Regions from separate parts of the Homo sapiens genome. Here region 1 is linked to region 2. Evidence: chromatin loops called from intact Hi-C (ENCODE). Cell type or tissue: heart right ventricle. All regions are shown on one strand. Each heading gives the region's core, and the rest is flanking DNA. Links, peaks and the distances in the headings are about the cores only. Region 1 overlaps MYOM1 (myomesin 1). Region 2 has its middle 16 kb from the start of LPIN2.

Region 1 (2,915 bases), core at 221-2,720, 68 kb after region 2:
GCTGAGGCAGGAGAACTGCTTGAACCTGGGAGGCGGAGGTTGCAGTGAGCCGAGATCGCGCCACTGCACTCCAGCCTGGGCAACAAAGTGAGACTCTGTCTCAAATAAATAAACAAACAAACAAATGTAAATATAGTAAGAGAACACATTAAGGTACTGTGAATAGTGGTCTGTGTTCAAGAAGGTTGGTTATCTTCCTCCCCTCACTTTACTGGTCTCTTTACAAAATCTCAACTGCACCCCAGGAGACAGTGGTAACACGTCTGGGTGGTGGAGCTGAGAGCAGGGTCACTCCCTCTCTTCTGTATTCCTCTTGGTCCTCGTTGTCCACACGGTGGTTTTCCAGTGTGAGCAGGATGTCTGAGTGCACCAGGGCAGCAAGGGCAGAGGCTAAGCTTCTCCCTTACAGGATGCTCATGCTTGCTACAACTAAGTCTTGAGGAGAGTAGAAAGCACAATTTCTTCTAAAAATATCTGGAGACCTCATTCTAGGAAACTTACTATGTGAGTGAGGAGGTTACCTAAGAGGCCCAGAGTGATGAGGGAGGAGGAGGAACAGGCCCTCCTGGAAGTCTCCAGCTCCCTTAATGTTCACTGTCCTCCCTGAGTCCTGAGAACATCGTCTGGGGAATGCTGGCCGCCTTGAATGTCCACAGTGGGCACGGAGCAAATGTGGCCGTGCCTACATAGAGATAGCCCACATCACAGTCAGGGGAGCAGGCTCCAGAGGCAGACCACCTGGGTTTAACCAGCTGTTTGCAAATGATCTAGTTACTTAACCTCTCTGGGCCTCATGTTCTTCCCCTCTAAAATCAAATCGCCACAATACCAACCCTTTTAAGGTCATTGTGGAATTCAAATAATATATACTGCTTAAATACTCTATAAAGAGCCTGGCATATAATAAATGCTCTATTAATGTTGGCTGTTAATATTTTGTTATCTCTCTCCTCCTCTAGTTGCTTCTACAACACCCTAGAAACACCATTTTTTTTTTTTTTGAGATGGAGTCTCACTCTGTCACCTAGGCAATGGCATGATCTCGGCTCACTGCAACCTCCACCTCCCAGGTTCAAGAGATTCTTGTACCTTAGCCTCCAGAGTAGCTGGGATTACAGGCGAGAGCCACCACACCTGGTTAAATTTTACAACCACTAATTTTAGAATATAATATGTTGACACCTAAGAGGACACACCAACATATCTGTATTTATGTATACGTGCTTGTGCTTGCCTCCCCACATATAGTGCATGTATACAAGAGGGGTAAAAACCGGTGTCTGCAAATGAAGGGCTATTATGCAGCATGCTGATAATACCAAAGTGTACCCTCCACCCACCCCCTCAAAATACCTTGAATTCTTGGTGTATGGATATATATTCAAATAAGCTATCTTTCCACACTGCAATTTAGTATCAATACTGGCAAGATAGACTAAGTCGATTTCTATTTTTAGCTTTGTGCATTTCTATTTTTTCTATTTACTCAGCTCCAAATTTCCTTAGGCTCTTTTCTCTGGCAGTTAATGTGCCTCAGCGAAATATGTTATTTGTAGGTTTAAGGCACGTGTTTAGTGGTTTTCAAAATAATTTTGAAAACAGCTTAAAATAGGAGAATTTACTGTGCCAAAGGATAAAGGAATACTATACTCTTTATTACATTCTCTAAGAAATAAGACAGTTTAAAACTTTACAAAATCTCAAGAAAACGACTTCATCAACATGCCAGCATTTACCAACAGGAAGTGGGTATGAATCAAGAAATTGCATGTGCTACTTTGATCCTACCACCAGACCTCTGAAGATATTCACCTTGTGACCTCATTGGTCTGATAGTGGTAGGGGAAAGAAAAGAGCTGGAGTTTTAGTATTGAAAAATGTTGCTTCCTTGGGTTAACCAAAACACCCTTGGGTTGGGGGCTCTGATACTTGCATGTCAGAGTTTGTTATTTTGTGATTTTTATACTCATTTTTTTGTGACAGATTCTCACTCTGTCACCCAGGCTGAAGTGCAGTGGCATGATCACGGCTCACTGCAGCCTCCAACTGCTGGGCTCAAGTGATCCTCCCGCCTCAGTCTCTCGAGGAGCTGCGGCCACACCTGGCTAATTTTTGTATTTTTGTAGAGATAGGGTTTCACCATGTTGACCAGGCTGGTCTTGAACTCCTGGGCTCAAGTGATCCTCCCGCCTTGGCTTTCCTAAGTGCTGGGATTACAGGCATGAGCCACCTTGCCCAGCCGAATGTCAGAGTTTTAATCACATTCTCAGGGTCTCTCTACCAAAATGCGACACTGGGTCTCTAATAAAAGGATAACTGAGTTTGCTGCTACCCTCTCTCGTAGCACCAATAATCAGAGTTCTTGGGCTTATGCAAGATAAAATATCTCAGCATAAATGATAATGACATCAGGCAATGCCTACTGCCCGGACTAATTCTCTCTCCAAGTCCATATGAACACTAAACTCCAGGGAGGCCTGGGCATCTTGAGCTCAAAAGTGACACCCCATCTTCTCTCATCTCCAACCTTTAAGCTGAATGTAAATGTTGTTTGGACTAGTTGTTGTCTAGACACTTAATCAATGTTTATTATCTGACTAGATTAGTAGGTGCTGCTGTTTCTCCCCATTTCTGTCAATGTTCGAGAGTAGAAAGTACAACCATCTTATGTAGCTTGGAGACTTCTGCGTTGGGCAGCAGGTTCAGGGATCACTGGTCTGTTTCAATTAATGTTCATATTTTTCCTGAATAGTTCATGGATTCATCAATACCATATTTATTATCTCTTACAGCATTTATTTTATTTTATTTTTATTTATTTTTATTTTTTGAGATGGAGTCTTGCTCTGTCACCCAGGCTGGAGTGCAGTGGCACGATCTCGGCTCACTGCAACCTTCGCCTCCCGGGTTCAAGC
Region 2 (2,915 bases), core at 152-2,651:
GGCCAGCATTAGTTTCAAAGCTATTTTTCTTGTAAGGGGGAGACAGGGAGACAGAACAATACAAAAATAACTGATTAGTTAATATTAGGTCAGTCTGCTTCTTTTTTACATAAGAATTACAGCAGGGGGAACGCCGTTATCCTGCAGACTGAAGATTTACACTGGCCTGTTTGGGAAATTGGCTGTTATCTCTCTCGTGATTGCTTGGAAGGTCAAATAACAATTTAGTTTGGGTTTGGTGATGTGAAACTGTAGCATGGATGACTCCATTTTAATTTTTAGTCTGGTCTATTGGGGCCTAGTGCAGGAGCTTAGTCTGAAACAACGACCTCCCATGATTTTTTTTTCTTTTTTCTTTTTTTTTTTTTTTTTGAGACAGGGTCTTGCTCTGTCACCCAGGCTGGAGTGCAGTGGCACAATCATGGCTCACCGCAGCCTCCACTTCCCGGGCTCAAGTGATCCTCCCACCTCAGCCTCCCTAATAGCTGAGACTATAGGGATACACCACCACACCTGAACATAATTTTTATTTAACATCAGGAAAGTGAAATCTTGTTAGGGAAGTGACTCTATTTCAGCAAAAAAGAGTGGTTGTCTCTCACACTTCACTCTTCTTTTTCCTCTTCCAATTTTCTCCTACATGAAAGTTCTTCTAATTCAATAAATTTTTGTTGACAGCACAAAGTTTTTTGTTTTCTTTCTCCTTATTTATCTAAATGGCTTATTAATGTTAGACAAATTTTTCCCAATGTTAGAAAAATTAAGGGGAAGGTGTATGGCTTTGCAGACTATTTTCTACTCTGGTAGAAACAGAATTTCAGTGTTCTCACTAGGAGATTCTTCCGTCATTAAGTAAAAATCCCCAGAAGTGATGAAATAAATGCTCAGTAATTTTAAGCACTATGTAGTTATTAAAATTAGCTAATCTAGCCAGGCGTGGTGGCTCACACCTGTAATCCCAGCACTCTGGGAGGGCGATGCGGGCCGACTGCTTTAGCCCAGGAATTCGAGACCAACCTGGGCAAGGTGGTGAGACCTCGTCTCTACAAAAATACAAAAATTAACTAGGTGTGGTGGCTCATGCCTGTAGTTCCAGCTACTCAGGAGGCTGAGGTGGGAGGATTGCTTGAGCCTGGGAGGCAGAGGTTGCAGTGAGCCCAGATTGCACCACTGCACTCTAGTCTGGGTGACAGACCCTTCCTCAAAACAAAACAAAAAAACTTTTATAAGGAGACTACTTTTGAACCCAGGGATGGCCTAGTTTGTGACCACTAACTTCTAGGAGGACAAGAAAGCATCATCACATGTCTCAAAGAATACAGGAAGAAAGAACAAGGACAGATTTTCCAATGTTTCCTCGTTGGAATTTCTGCCGTCCCCAACCCTCCCTCACCCTCAGATAACACATCCCACTCCGGCTCCAACCTCCCCTCAAAACACAACACACACAGTACTGAGACCTTCTGTGTCAGCCCAGGAGGGAAGCGATAAAAGAAAGGCACAAACAGGGGAGTGGCAAGGAGGAGGCTGACAAGGAGGAACCCCAGGCATCTGCATGCAATCGGCAATCAGCCATCAGCTTTAGTAACCCACTGCTCTGTGGACAAGAAACAAGAGCAGTGTGGGGGCGAAGGTAGGGCACTGTGAAGAAAACCTTCCTCATAGCTGATGCTGTCACAGTCAAATAATGACCTTCCTTTCCAAGTTGCACGGGTTCTCAACTTTTGAGAAGTTTTCTGTAATCTTCCTGTGTTCCTGTACCCCAAAACACAGCTCTGTGTGTCTACCGTCTGGAAGCAGATGCAGCCTGGGATGGGAGTTTTTGAAATGACTCCACAAGATTCTAAAGGAAATTCAAACCGGGAAAGTGGAATTTACAATGGAAACAAACAGTCTGTCTCCTGCTTTCAGATTGGAGTCTAAATTTAGATCACCATATAGAAGAGCATGCCGGGGCCTGGAAAGCTTTTCCTGCAGAGCTGACATCTCTTTACCTCTTCCCTTTTTAGCCTCCTAGAGGACATGTTGTTTTGTTTTTATTATTGTTTTGGAGATAGAAGCCTCCTGAAAAGCCAGCCCCCCGGCGTCAGAGAGTCTTATCAACTCATTTCTGAGTGGCACTCAAAAACCTCCTAATAATGTTCAATAAAACTTTCTTTCATATCACTGTTGGAAAGTGGGATCAGGGACGAGGCGCGGTGGCTCATGCCTGTAATCCCAGCACTTTGGGAGGCCAAAGCAGGAGGATCACTTGAAGCCAGGAGTTCAAGACTAGCCTGGGCAACAAAGTGAGACCCTATCTCTACAAAAAGTAAAAATAAAAAAGAGGCCGGGCACGGTGGCTCACGCCTGTAATCCCAGCACTTTGGGAGGCCGAGGCGGGCGGATCACAATGTCAGGAGATCGAGACCATCCTGGCCAACATGGTGAAATTCTGTCTCCACTAAAAATACGAAAAATTAGCCGGGTGTGGTGGCGGGCACCTGTAGTCCCAGCTACTCGGGAGGCTGAGGCAGGAGAATGGCATGAACCCGAGAGGCGGAGCTTGCAGTGAGTCAAGATCGTGCCACTGCACTCCAGCCTGGATGACAGAGTGAGACTCCGTCTCAAAAAAAAGATAAATAAAATTTAAAAAAAATTTAAAAATTAAAAATAAAAATAAAAACAATAAAAAAGAGGCCGGGCGCGGTTGCTCATACCTGTAATCCCAGCACTTTGGGAGGCTGAGGTGGGCGAATCACCTGAGGTCAGGAGTTCGAAACCAACCTGGCCAGTATGGTGAAACCCTGTCTCTACTAAAAATACAAAAATTAGCTGGGCATGGTGGCGCATGCCTGTAATCTCGGCTACTTGGGAGGCTGAGGCAGGAGAATCGCTTGAACCTGGGAGGCGGAGGTTGCAGTGAGCCAAGATCA

The links. A loop is a pair of places that touch in the nucleus more often than their neighbours do. Peaks named below come from ENCODE experiments on the same cell type or tissue, not always from the same donor. Only the 100,000 strongest peaks of a DNase experiment are listed, where the experiment ranks them.
Region 1: it touches region 2 in a loop (8-fold over the local background); 3 of 110 quality-filtered maps call a loop at or near these places.

The regions. Positions count from the first base shown.
Region 1 is chr18:3,095,466-3,098,380 of GRCh38, forward strand. All of the region lies in intron 25 of MYOM1 (myomesin 1), which reads right to left. Among named protein-coding and RNA genes, the nearest start is that of LPIN2, 84 kb to the left of the region's middle. In heart right ventricle, for the core only: no CTCF peak of the experiment used is centred there; no DNase peak of the experiment used is centred there; H3K27ac peaks cover 1,509 bases.
Region 2 is chr18:3,027,865-3,030,779 of GRCh38, forward strand. No RefSeq gene overlaps it. Among named protein-coding and RNA genes, the nearest start is that of LPIN2, 16 kb to the left of the region's middle. In heart right ventricle, for the core only: no CTCF peak of the experiment used is centred there; no DNase peak of the experiment used is centred there.